Linked DNA regions of Mus musculus: region 2 is linked to region 1. The links are chromatin contacts, found by POLR2A ChIA-PET in ENCODE. All regions are on one chromosome and are shown on one strand. Each heading gives the region's core, a stretch centred on a gene start or an enhancer-like site at or near the end of the contact. The rest is flanking DNA. Distances are from core to core; before and after follow the strand shown. Region 1 holds the start of R3hdm4 (R3H domain containing 4). Region 2 holds the start of Cirbp (cold inducible RNA binding protein).

Region 1 (6,808 bases), core at 2,505-5,004:
GGAGGGGTGGGGCACCTCTCAGGGGTTGCAGCAGGCCTTAGGGTCTCACCTCCACATAGGTGGCATTGCTGCAGGCCTCTGCGAAGATGCCAGGTGCAGCAGGAGTCAGGTCCCCATCTTCCACCCCTGGAGGGCCCCCAGCGGTCTCCAGCAGTGTTAGCAGGTACTGGGCTGGAAGGAAAGATTGGGGTCATGCAGCCCTGGGTTCCTACTGTCCCCAATTTTTTTTCTTTTTTTTTTTTTCACCCACCCAGTCTCTAGAGCCCCATCTATCTCTCCCTGCATTGCTGAACTCCTATGCACCCTCTGAAGCCCTATTCTAACGCCTGGCCAGTACGGGGTGTTTCACAGCAAGGGAAACACACCCTACTCCCTGCTTACTATTCTCCAAACGCTGCAGACTCTTCCGTCCCTTAGCTCTGGGCACCAGGTCCGAATTCCTCACAGCCTGGTTGATAAAATGCTGCTTGCGTCTGGACGCTGAGACCCTCTTCACCTGTGAGCCGCTGAGTGGGGGGAGACAGCCAGGGAGGGACCTGTGTACCAGGTGAGGAGGCCATCAGAGGTGAGGGGTCTGCTTGGTTTCCCTGGCAACAAGGGGCTTCATCCCCCCCACCCAGCCCCACCCCAGGATACAAGTTTTGATGCAAGAAGGGTAAACTGAGGCTCGGAGAAAGGAAGGCACGGGAACCAGTCACACAGAAGAATGGTAACTTCTCTGGTCACCCTCAATCTTCCAGATTTAAGCCCTAAGACACCAAGGTCCGACCTCTATGCACTCCAGGGATTGGACGCCAAACCCGGGAAGCAGACCCTCTGCCCCACGCGTGTGTTAAACCTGAAGAACCATTGGGCCTCAGGATGACAGCCCAGTGCACCTGCCTGGCACCACAGGCAGCTAACGTGGGTGGGGGGAGGGCAGCTAATTGCCCCAGGAACTCCTCGGCCACCCTCAGAGCTAAATGCCCACCTCCTGAAAATGCTGTTAATCCTGCCAAGAGATTAGCTGGAGCCCAGGAGCTCAGGCCAGTGCTTGGCAAGAACTGCAGGGAGAGTAGGGGGGGGGGGGAAGCCCCGTGCCTGCGAAAGGGAGAGCAGCAGGCTCAGAAAGGCTGGCACCTGGGTCCCCAGCAGCACCATGTCTGTCTCCTTTCAAGTGGGGTCAGGGCCTGGAGCTTCAGCTCTGGCAGGGTATGTCCCTTTATCCCCTCAGCCACCGAGTGGCTGCACTGAGGCCTGCCTGGCTCCCTCCCAAGAAGGGGTCTGTCCCTCACCTCTACACCATCTCTGAGCAGGGTGCGGCCTGAGGTTAGCCCAGCTGTAAACTTTCTACTGGGTCCTAGGCCCACACTCAGGATTCTATCAACTCTGAGGTCTGAGGCTGGGCCACTTCTGTCCCAGCTCCATCCCTGCAGCTGGCACAGCCTGATAACAAACCACAGCTGCCCCTACAGGAAGGACAGACAGACATAGTAGGGAAAGGGGGCTTGGAGCAGTCTTCTGGACAGATGTGCACCTGGGTCCCGGCTTGGACATATGAGCCCGCTCACACCAAAGCCCACCAGGCTGGTGAGGCGCCTGTGTCAGCGCCCACATGGCTCCCAGGTTCCCGTAGGCAAGCCCTTGATAACCCTTGGCCTGGTGCTGCAGCACCCGATCTGTGCTCACTTCTAAAGGCTTTGGGGAGTCTCCACCTCCTTGGGGGCCCCCAAGAGCTCCAGGAAACGGAATTGCTCCCTGAATTAAAACTTGTCAGAGACCTCCATACAAACGCCTCTCTCAGTTCTGCCTGATTCGGGGTTTCCCTGTGAATGTCACCTCCCAGAAGCTGGCATTGCCCATCCAATCAGCACTTGCACCAACAGGAGCCAGCTGGCCTGAGCTGTTTACCCTTCTCCTCCTCCTCACTGAACTTCCCGTGCCTAGCTGGCAGCTCCAGCAAGGGGACCCAAGAGGTTTGCTGAATGAATAACCTAAACTTCTGGAGTTTGTTGAATGAATCCTGCTTCCCCCATAACCGGGCCACTTTACAGAAAGTGAAGTTGAGGACCCAGAGGAGGTGTCCGACACCTCAGAGTGTGACCAGCACCTGGGGGGGGGGGCAACACAAAGCAGACGTGGGGCTGGGGAACTCCTCCAGCTGGTTGAGTAATAGGCCCACCAAGACACACCTTAGCTACAAACACACCCTTCTTTGGCAAACACTCCCGGAAAGGCAGAGAACCCACTTCCCCATCAGGAAGCAGGACAGAGGTGACTCAGGCCCTGGACACCCAGCAGGTAGGTGGACACCTGGGTGAGGCCCTGTGGGAAGTAAGTCACCAAAACGTAAACTTAGTTACACTAGAGACACAACAAGGACACTCTAGGCATGGTCCCAGGAGGCTGAGGCAGGAGGATCAGCTCATGGTCACCCTCAGATATACAGAGACAGAGGCCAGCCTAGGCTACCTGAGACTCTGAGTCAAATAAATAAAACAAAACACAGGTTAGGGAGAAAGGCTCAGTAGTTACAGCAATGGCCGCTCTTGCAGAAGGACTGGGGTTTCGTTCCCAGCACGAACATGGTGGATCAGGACCATCTGTAACTCCAGGATCCATCTGATCTCAGCAGGTACCAGGCACACACGTGGTGCACATACATACATACAAACATACATACACACACCTACATATGTACAGACAAAATGCCCATAAACATAAAATAAAATATTAAAAAAAAATAATAAAGTACAACCAACAAAGGTAGAACCAAATAGAACCCTAGAATACTGGACACCATGGAAGGAAGGGCTTTGCCACCCCACCCCGAGTCTGACAAAGAGTCAACTGTCCACATCCAGATGGGGGAAACCAAGGCACAAAGAAACTCAGCATGCTGGCCAGGGGCCAAGGCAGCGCTTGGCCCGCAAAGGTAACTGTCAGGGCCACAGGTCACAAGACCTGAATTCCTGAGTAGCCACAAACAACCAGCAGCACATCACAGCTTTGGGCTACACCACATCCCACCACTCTGGGAACTGACCCCCCAGAGACACAGAGTCACCATTGCCAGCGGGGATCACAGAGAGTGGGAGTACCCCTGGCTGCTGCTCTCCCGTCCAGCGGGGTAGAAGGGGAATGAACAGGGTAACTGCCTGCGGCCAGGTCAGAGAGCCCTCTCAACAGAAGTCCAGAGCAGGAGGCTCCTGCATCTGCGGGTGAGCAGCCAGAGAAAGGGGTGTAGGCGGAGGAGCGACAGAGCATCCATGGGGAAGGTTGGGGAGGAGAACATGGAGGAGGGAGCAGAGGAGAGAAAAAGGAGGAGAGGAAAGTGGGGGAGAAAGAGACCCCAGCTGGGAGGAAGAGGAGGTGGAGGAGACCCCAACCTGGGGAGGAGGAGGAGACCCCAGCCTAGGGAGGAGGAGATCCTAGCTGCCCTAGCTGGAGGAGGAGGAGGAGGAGGAGGAGGAGGAGGAAGAGGAGGAAGAGGAGGAAGAAAAGACCCTAGCCCTGACGAGGAGGAGGAGGAGACCCCAACAGACTGGGGAGGAGGAATAGGAGGAGGAGGAGAGACCCCAACAGCCTGGGGAGGAGGAATAGGAGACCCCAGCCCGGGGAGGAGGAAGGGGCCCCGGAAAGAGGTCCAGCCCCGCGGCCCTGCTCACAGCCTGGTCTCCCCGCTCGGGGTAGCCTCCGGGCCGCCTTCTGAGTTGTCCAGAGCCACCATGGCCTGCAGCCGCTGTTGCAGCCCGGCCGGAGGCCGCGAAGGAAGTGACGCGCGGGGCGGAGTCTGCAGCGGCCCGGGGCGGGGACAGTCTAGGAACAGCCGCGGTTGCTGGGCTAGAAGCTCTGCCTCGGTTTCCCTCTCCGTAGACATGGGGCGGTGTCACCCACCAGGACGTGCTGGCTGAGGACAAAGTCTGAGCCACCCGGGAGGAGACGGTGGGGCACACCAGCCCCGGGGCGACTGCGGAGATGCGAAAGGCTCCTTGGGGCGCAGATGCGGGAGGGGTATGCGAGCCCCGCGAACAGTCCCAGGGTGACAGAACAGTGCAGGGGACTGAGGCCGAAAAGGAGGACCCGCCCGCAGACCCAACACCTCCAGACCACTGTCTGTGAGAGCTAGTCTGGTGAAAACAAGCGAAGGGGAAACTGGCCGTGGTGCACAGCTGAGCTAGAGGCTGAGGCAGCAAGATCAGTGGAGTTCCAGCCCAGCCTCAGCCACAAAACCTAATTGGGGTGGAGTGGCAGGTGTGGTGCACTCCTGGCCTAGCATAGGTTAGACGGAAGCAGTAGGATCAGGCTTTCAAGTCATCATTAACCAACAGCAAGTTCAAGGCCAGCCTGGGCTCCAGGAAAGCCACGTGCTTTTAGAAAAACTATTACACTTGGTTGATTAATCAACTAATTAATTAAAACAAAAGACCCAAAAGAAAGCATCCACTCTGAGGGTTTGTATAGACAGGTGAAGCGATGGCCGAGCTCATGAGTCTGGTGCAGAGGGGACTCAGGGGAAGGGGACCTGGGGACTTGGACTCCTGACATCACACCAGAGTTGTTCTGTGGCTGAAAGAGAGGGAAGGGGTTCATTGCAGAGCCCTCAGTCTGCATCTTGCTCCCCACAGCCCCAGGACACAGTCGCTGACACCCTCAGAGTCCCCAGGCTGTAAACTTCCTGGTCCCTCAGCCAGGACTGCTTCTTAGTTACTCAGCCCTCTCCCCAGCTTCCAGCCCGCCCTCTAGGATGAGCCTGTGGATGACATAAATACACTCCCTCTGAGTCTCACCTAGAAAATGGCAGCCTCTTTTTCTCTGCTGCATAGTATTCTGGTGGCTTGACAAGGCTAACCTCTTTGGGAGCAAGGGAGCCTCTGAGATACATTTAGCAGGGATGCGAGGGTGTGGCTGAGGTCAGTTCCTTGTAGTTCCTGCTGATAGTTTCCAAAGAGCCTACTCTCCGGACAGGAACTCACTGCTGGATAGAACCTTGTAACTATCAGTCAGAGTCAGCCAAATGTATCTGAAGGTGCTGTCCTGTCCTGACGTGCATCATGGCTCCCAGTGTCCTGGAGAGGCAAACTCTGCCAGGGCTTCTTCAGAAGGCGGGCCTGGGCCAATCTGCCTGCAGCCCATGGTTGAAGCTAACCCCCATAGAAGGCCAAGACCCTCCCTTGCTTGGTGCCCAGAGCCCTCCCTCCTTTAGCCCATCCCCTCCTTCTGTCATCCGGGCATAGCTCTGGAAAGAGGGAGCGCAAGGCTCTGAAGCGGCTACTACGCAGGGAGACGCGAAGGCGGGGACAAGGGAGGGGGCGGGGGGTATAAAAGTGGCCGCTGCGAAGCTAGCAGAGGAGCCTCTTTCCAGCCCCTGCCGCCAGCAACAGAGGCCAGGACGCAGGTATCCCTGGAGAGCGGCCCTGGCCCCGAGGAGGAGTGGGGTCCTCCCTCTGGTCCCCACAGTCCCAGGACACAATCCTTGAAGGTTGCCTGGAGGAAGAGAGCGACAGAGGTGGGGAAGCATGGCCACCGAGGCGACATTGGCTCCCAATGTGACCTGGTGGGCTCCGTCCAACGCTTCAGGATGCCCAGGCTGCGGTGTCAACGCCTCGGATGACCCAGGCTCTGCGCCAAGGCCCCTGGATGCCTGGCTGGTTCCCCTGTTTTTCGCTACACTCATGTTGCTTGGGCTGGTCGGAAACTCATTGGTCATCTACGTTATCTGCCGCCACAAGCACATGCAGACAGTTACCAACTTCTACATCGGTGAGTGCGTGCCTTCCTGGGGTTCCCGGGTGTGCACAGGTCTGGGGTCCAAGTCAGGAACGAAGCGAGGCTCCTCAGATTCCAGTGTTCACCTGCTGTGCGCCCCACCTTTCCCTGTCCTTTGAAGGCCGCAGTTACAAACTTCAAGGTGGCAGTCCCTCATCTGGCAGGGTACTAAAGGGGAGGTTGGCAACTGAGCAAGGAGACCGGGCCAGTCATTTCAGCAAGATGTCTGTCTTATGGACGTGATAGCCTCTGGGGTGTGTGATAAGTCCTAACTGGCACCGGTAGCTTGGGATTATCCGGCTGTCTCCGATTTAAAGATGAGGAAACTGAATCACAGAGGGACACGAGGCTGCTGGGAATGAGTGCAAGGAGGGTGGGGGAGCCTAAGTTTCTCTGGTGGAGGATGTGGGGTGTGGTAGGGGTCACTCGGACCCGGATGTACAGGTCAGGGCCCCGAGTCTGGGTGCCCCATCTTCCAGCATCCGCGTGCTCCCCACCTGTAGCTAACCTGGCTGCCACAGACGTCACTTTCCTACTGTGCTGCGTGCCCTTCACCGCACTCCTCTACCCGCTGCCCGCCTGGGTGCTGGGAGACTTCATGTGCAAATTCGTCAACTACATCCAGCAGGTACGCGGGCTGGACCCGGGGCGAGCTGTGGAGCCATAAAGGCTGGGGAGCAGGGAGCGGGGGCGGGGGGGTGGGAGGGGGTGAGCTGAGCTGGGTGTGTGCTCTGGGAGAGGGTATGGGCAGGACCAGACCTGGGTGGGCGTGGCTATGAAGGTGTGTTCCGGTTGGCGGCAGTGTTATGAAGGGTGGGGACCTGTTGTGGTCAGGGTCTGTGTGTGTGTGTGTGTGGGGGGGGGGGATGTTCAGGACCTGAAATGAGGCCTGGTCTCTTACTCACTTTAGATTTCTGAAACAGATACCATAGAAGACCAGGCCAGCCTGGGACTCACAAAGATCTGCTGGCCTCTGCCAGCAGAACCAGTTTCTTTTAAGATTTTTAAATTTTCTTGTGTATGGATGTTTGCCTGGGTGTATATCTGCACTATGTGTGTG
Region 2 (6,808 bases), core at 1,767-4,266, 250 kb after region 1:
GCGTCACCCCTCGTCGTCTCTATAGCGACGCCCAGCAGCGGAGTGGGGTGCAGGGTAAGCCCGAGATCAGGACTGACTGGACTCGCCTTCTAGGGGTGCAGCTGACACCCTGCCCCCCTCTCGGATTTATACAAGACACATGGGATCCCTTTGGGAGTAGTACTAGTGTCCCGATGGGCGACACTGGGCCAACTGCTCTGCCCAGACGCGCAGGAGCAAACCTCGAGCGTGCAGTCCAGCTACCACCGAGCTGGGCACAGCGAAGGTAAACCAGCACTGACACTGACAGCTCTGGTTTCCGTCAGTGATAACTGTCCACGATGGCGACGTCTAGTGGCCATAGCCTGGCCAAGCAGCTGGTGGCCGCCTGGAAAGAGGTGGGACATGAGTCCTGAACACTCCAGCCGAGGCTGTAGCGCCCTCTCCTGTCCTTATCGGGCAGAGAGCACTATTTGGGATTTGCCCGTGGTTCAGGGATTCACAGCGTTGGTGGATATGAGGTGTGTGTAAGAGAGAGTTTCAGACTCCTTTAAAGCCCACCAAAAGAAACAAAGGGTCATGGTGGCAAGCTAAGCCACCTGTCCACGTGGTCACAGGTAAGTACACGGGACACGCTTTAGACACAAGTACACCAAAGGCGAAAGAAAATGCACCCTGAAGCCGTATCCATGGGTCAGACATTTTCACGCTTTTCTGGGGCTCGAAAATGGCTATGGGTAATGGTGGAGCCCGGCCCAAATGAGCCGGTTAGTAGTAAGCTTAGTAAGTGGGTGCTGGTTGAATGAATGAATGAATGAATCAAAGACTGAGTACGGCAATTCTCAAAACCAGGAACTGGAAGGTGCCAGAATGTGAGCCAGGCTAGGGGCCCAGCATGATCCTGGGAGCTGGGATTACAGGGATCCAATTTTCCCTCCTGTGGGCACATTGTAGGACTGTTGCTTCTGGCTCTGCTGGCTTGTGGTCCAGCGGTCCCTGCAAGGCACGATCCCCTCCCCTCCTGGATTGCGCACATTGAGGGAGGGAAGGCATCTTGGTCTCTCAGCTCTTTTTAATAACCTCCTTGCGTGAGTGGCTGACGCAGCAGGCTGCTCTGACGGGGATAGGAGGGCTGCGTGCAGAGAGCGAAGTGCAGAGGGGGTGGCCATGAGTCACCAGCTGCTGTCTAGGGGGAGGGGAGCATCGAATCCCTGAGGGGTCCTGGCATTCTTCTCCTGGTGACAGCTGGGTCACCTCGACCAACTTCATCTGAAGGTCAGTGAGTCTGAGGCTTAAAGCAGGGTTGGGATGTCTCAGTTCTCAAGTCACCAGACTGTACTCTCTCCAAGGGGCAGTGCTGAAGTGTGGATTTCCTATCACTGATATCTAGGGAGATGTCTGCACTGGCTTGTTCCTCAGGCCATATATTAAGCAGAAGCCATTGAAGTGAGAGGTGAACTGCCTTAGATGGGGGTTAGTTAGGATCCTTACATAAAACCGGGCGTGGTGGCGCACGCCTTTAATCCCAGCACTAGGGAGGCAGAGGCAGGTGGATTTCTGAGTTTGAGGCCAGCCTGGTCTACAAAGTGAGTTCCAGGACAGCCAGGGCTATACAGAGAAACCCTGTCTTGAAAAACCAAAAAAAAAAAAAAAAAAAAAAAAAGGATCCTTACATAGGCTACTCAGGACTCAGGACTCTCAAAACCACAGTGGAGGGAGAAGAAAATGTAGCCTGGAGACATGGGTCTGTTATCACAGCTACTTGGGATGTGAGCCTACGGATTTCAAGGATAGATTGAAAAATGTAGGTTGTCTCAAAGGATCAAATGGCCTAGTGGTAAAGGGCTCTTGCAGAGGACGTGGGTTCAATTCTCAGAATCCACATAAAGGTTCACAGCTGTCTGGACCTCTGCATCCAAAGGATCCAGCACTCTCTTCTGGTCTTTGTCAGCGCAAGATAGGCAAGTGCTGCATAGACATTCAGGCAAACACCCATATACATAAAATTAAAATACACTTTTTTGTTTTGTTCTCTGTGGTGTGTGTGTTTAAGAAGGCTAAGGATGTAGCTTGGTTTAGCCACTACTTAGAATTCTGCAGTGAGGGGTTAGGGGTGTGGCTCAAGGATAGAAATCCTTCCATGGCATGCTTGAGACTCTGGGGTCTCTTCTAGAAAATGCAGGTACACATTGAAAAGAGTGGTGTTTTGCCATCTGTGTGGTAATGTACACCTGGTTGGAGATGGGCAGAAATCAGGGTTCAAATGGTCGTTATACAGCAGGTTGAGATTTGTAGGAAAACTGAGTTGGGTGCAGGAAATCTAGAGAAAATCTTGACATTGTGATTAATACTGGGATGGAAATTTTAGGGCTGATCTTATGGAGTGTCCTTGGGGTCCAAAGAACTGTTAGGCAGCAGTTGTATTGGGAGGTACTTTTGGACTAGAGTAATTCGGTGGTTTTGGTTTCATGAGCAAGAACGGAGAAGAGGGGCAAGCAAGATGACTCAGTGGATAAAGCTGCTTGTGGCTAATCCTGAGTATGATCCTTAGGACCTACATGATGGAAGGAGAGACTCCATCTGTCTTCTGGCTTCACAAATGCGCCTCAGTTAAATAACTGTAATTAAATATTAAAAGAAAAAAAAGAACATAAAAGTGTTGAGTCGATGAGTCAAGGTTGGAGCCATATTTGGGAGTCTCATTGAGGTAGCAAAAGCTCTTTGTTCCCCGCCGCAGGACAAACGGGTCGGGAACGCGGAAGTGGGTCAGCTCCGCCTCCAAATCAGCTGTCCCCGCCTCCTAGTCGCTAGCGGGCGGGGGGTGGGGGGGAAAAATGCGGCCAGGAAAGATTCCAGCCAATCAAAACACTCAGCGCCTCCGCGCGGACTAGGGCAAAGCCAACGGAGTCCCGCCCCTCCACCGAGGCGCAGATGCCGAATCTAAGGCGTCGGATTGGTCAGCGCGGCGTGGTGGGCGGGTTAAGGGGCGTGGCTCCAGGAGTGGAGTATATCAGGCGGGACTCTTGCGCTCCCCCTCGCACTCGCGCCTTAGGAAGCTTGGGTGTGTGTGGCGCGCTGTCTTCCCGCTCGCGTCAGGGACCTGCCCGACTCAGCGGTGAGGGCTCTGGCGGCACCGGCTCTGAGGGGCCCGGGGCGGCGGGCGGCCTGTGACTCTCGGGCGAGGCGGAGCCGCAGCGGCACGCCCCTGGGACTTGGGGGCGGGCCCGGGTTGGAGTCCGCCCCGCCGGCGGCGAGGCGGGCAGCGGGACACTGGGGCCTCACGCTTGTCGGAGGGCGTCCTCCACCGCGCGTCATCCCCGGGCCGAGGCCGACCTTAACGGTGGGCTTTTTTTTTTTTTTTTTTTTTTGTAAAATGGCCGCCGCGATGCTTTGAAAAGCTTCGCCGGCGAAATGGCGGGACTGCCGAGTGCCCGGATGGAATGGCGCAGGGTGCGCGCTTGGCGCATGCGCTGCTCCGGGGGCGGGGCGCTCCTACCTCCAAAGTCCGGTTGTCCGCAGATGTGGAGCTGTGTCGCGTGCGACCCTTTTACTCCAGCTGGCTCTACCTCGGTTTTCTCTTCCCTTGTGGTTCCACGTGGGGAACAAAAAAGCACATGTAGGCTTGAATGTTGTCCTTTTGTGCCCCAAGTTTATTGCCCCCAAGGTAGACTGGTTTCGTGGTATAGTGGACTTATTTTCCAAGTTGTCGGTTGCCAATAATGACTTTGTCTAGATACCACGCCCCTTTCGCTAGCCACGCCTCTTGGGCCAACCTCCTTTCTCCCTTGAGTCCATCGTGCAAAAACATTTCTCTAGTCCTTGGCTGAGTAAGCGAGGCATCCCACAACTGGCACACCTCCAGACAGTACCCTAAAAGCGTATTTCAGTAGTGAAGTTTCTCTGGCCCAACAACTCTATGCTAGTGAGGGTAGGCAGTCACTATCATTTCTGTCCCCAACCACACACATTTGCAAAGTGACCATGCCATTTTGATCCTAACCTTGGGATTCTCTGGCCAGGTGTAATCAAGACCTAGAATCATTTAAGGTTAGCCTCAGCTGTATGACAAAGTATTCCATATGCCTTTGGGATGATAAAAGCAAAAAGAGTTCCCTCTTGTGTAGCCCAGAAGGGTATTGAACTTGCTGTGCAATTGTATTTGGTTTTGGATTCTGTTCCTTTGCCTCCAACTCCCACAGGCTAGGCGAGATGGGTATTTGTTTTGAAACAGTCTCTCAAACTGATCCACAGTGTCCTTTTTCTCATTGATCTTCCCATCTCGGTGACTTGAATGGCTGGATGAGAGGTGTGAAAGAAACCCCACTTGAAGCTGAGGTTTCCCAGTAAGACCATGGGGTCCTCTCCCCCCACCCCCATGCTTCCCCCCTAGCCCCCCCCCCCCAGTTTCTTTGTGTACTCCTGGTTATCCTGGACTCTCTTTGCAGACCAGGCTGGCCTCAAAACTCACAGAAATCTGCCTGCCTCTGTCTCCCAAGTGTTGGGATCAAAGGCATATACCACCATGTCCAGCTGTGGGTTACTTTTATTTATATACATACATACATACATACATACATACATACATACATACATACATATGTAGGTAAGGGATGGGAAGAGGCAGCTTTAACTCCTTAAAGCTTTCAGTGACTTATCCTTACAGGTGTTCCAAGGCCATCCTGGACTATAAAAGGAGACACTGTCTCAATTTTTTAAAGGCAAAGAATGTGGGGGGCTGAAGAGTTGGCTCAGGGGTTGAGAGCACTGCCTGCCTGCCAGAAGACCCAGGTTCAATTCCCAACACCCACATGGCACCTCATAACTAACTCCCAAGATCTGACAGCATCAGAGACATATATGGAGACAAAACACCAGTGCACATAAAATATGTTACTCTTTTTTTTTTTTTTTTTTTTTTTTTGAAAAGCATATTCTTAAATATGCTATTTGGCTTCAGTTTCTGGAAGGGGTGGTGGTTAAGGCAAACATCTATGGTGTGTGCATAGGCTGCCATGGCATCAGATGAAGGCAAGCTTTTCGTGGGAGGACTCAGCTTCGACACCAACGAGCAGGCGCTGGAGCAGGTCTTCTCCAAGTATGGGCAGATCTCCGAAGGTGAGTCTTGGGTCAGGATCATTGTTCTCGGCTTCTACTTGGGGGTGGGGGTGGGGGGCAGAGGGCTGACTGGGCACATCTAATGTCTCTCTCCTGCAGTGGTGGTGGTAAAGGACAGGGAGACCCAGCGATCCCGAGGCTTTGGGTTTGTCACCTTTGAAAATATCGATGACGCTAAGGACGCCATGATGGCTATGAATGGGAAGGTGAGGATCAGGTCAGCCAATTTACCTTGGATAGGTCTGGTGTGGAATCGGGTACAGTGACCCTAACTTTCTCCTGCAGTCTGTGGACGGGCGGCAGATCAGAGTTGACCAGGCTGGCAAGTCTTCTGACAACCGGTCCCGAGGATACCGGGGTGGCTCTGCTGGAGGCCGGGGCTTTTTCCGTGGGGGACGAAGCCGGGGCCGAGGGTTCTCCAGAGGTGAGTGCTGGGGTGCCTTGGCAGCTGGTGGTGGCACTGCAGCAGGAGTAGGGACTCCCTGACTCTGTTCTCGATCATCTACAGGAGGAGGAGACCGGGGCTATGGAGGTGGCCGCTTTGAGTCCCGGAGTGGGGGTTATGGAGGCTCCAGAGACTACTATGCCAGGTGAGCCAGATGGGAGCCTTGGGGAGGCTCAGCCTCGGTGGTGGCAGCTGGGCCTGGGAGGAGGGTGCACCAGGGGAAGGGCAGACTAGTGTAGGTGGTTTGGTTTTGTTCTCTACTGAGAACCAACTCTTGCCAACTATACCTGGTACGGGGCTGAGCCTGGGTGTCCATGTGTGTCCTTCCACAGCCGGAGTCAGGGTGGCAGCTATGGTTATCGGAGCTCGGGAGGGTCCTACAGAGACAGCTATGACAGTTATGGTAAGTCTAGCTCCAAGGATGCCATCTGAGTGGCTGCGGTTGGGCTCGGTGAACCCTTGTGTCCTCAGAGCATCTTAAGCCGCTCAGCCTTGGGCGCAGCTACCAGGCCTGCCGTACAGGTCAGGGCACCAGGTGCATGAAACCCTGTGCCACCTCCCACGCGCGCGGGCGGAGCACAAGCTCCAGTGACTTTACACTGTCCCGCTTCTGTCCTCAGCTACACACAACGAGTAAAAGCCCTCCGCGTCCAGATCGTCCTTCCATGGCTGTAATTAAGATGGGGGAGCTTCGCTGATCGTTGTGTAGTGAGCACCTTGTTCCCACTTTTGTAGTCCTTTCCGTTCTGACCCGTCAGCAGCCTGCTTCTGACCCAAGATGGCCTCGTGACTAGACCTGTTTTTAAGGAAGCGCTGTCTGTTTTTAAGTATTCTTAAAAACGTTTTGGAAAGCACTTCAGATTTTACTGTTTACCATGAGCCATGGGTTTTTGTTTTTTCTAAATTGTCGGGTTGTGTGGGTTTTGGTTACTCGTTTTTGTTTTTTCAGGTTTTTTGGTTGTGGCTTTTCTTTTTTTTTCTTTTTTTGTGTGGTCGCCCCTGAAGTCTGGCGCCCCACCCCTCCTGAGATGGAATGGACTCGATTTGAGCAAGCCATGGCCCTCCAGCTCCCCAGCCCGGCTGCGGAGTTGCAGCAGGTCCTGCCCATCGGGCACATGTCTCAAGCCCATGGGGAGCATAGCAGTCCGGGAGGCTGTGGAAATGTTTATTTATATTGTCCTTTTTTACCGAAGACATGCATACTCCATCGATGTTGTATTCACAGTGGCTGAGGAATTCTTGTACGCAGTTTCTTTGGCTTCACGAAGC

The links. ChIA-PET counts read pairs that join two places held with the same protein, here RNA polymerase II (POLR2A).
Region 2: POLR2A ChIA-PET joins it to region 1 with 10 read pairs in embryonic stem cell. The contact joins the promoter of Cirbp here to the promoter of R3hdm4 in region 1. POLR2A ChIA-PET finds 5 or more read pairs at or near these places in 5 of 5 experiments (Patski and embryonic stem cell).

What each region holds. Positions count from the first base shown.
Region 1 is chr10:79,913,176-79,919,983 of GRCm38, forward strand. R3hdm4 (R3H domain containing 4) reads right to left here and starts at 3,755. Exons shown (of 8, transcript NM_177994.5): 1 at 3,648-3,755; 2 at 382-536; 3 at 50-171. The coding sequence starts at 3,709. Kiss1r (KISS1 receptor) reads left to right here and starts at 3,796. Exons shown (of 5, transcript NM_053244.5): 1 at 3,796-5,742; 2 at 6,252-6,376. The coding sequence starts at 5,499.
Region 2 is chr10:80,164,823-80,171,630 of GRCm38, forward strand. It overlaps Cirbp (cold inducible RNA binding protein), which reads left to right and starts at 3,017. Exons shown (of 7, transcript NM_007705.3): 1 at 3,017-3,094; 2 at 4,986-5,094; 3 at 5,194-5,300; 4 at 5,380-5,518; 5 at 5,603-5,684; 6 at 5,872-5,942; 7 at 6,160-6,808. The coding sequence starts at 4,992. The coding sequence ends at 6,176.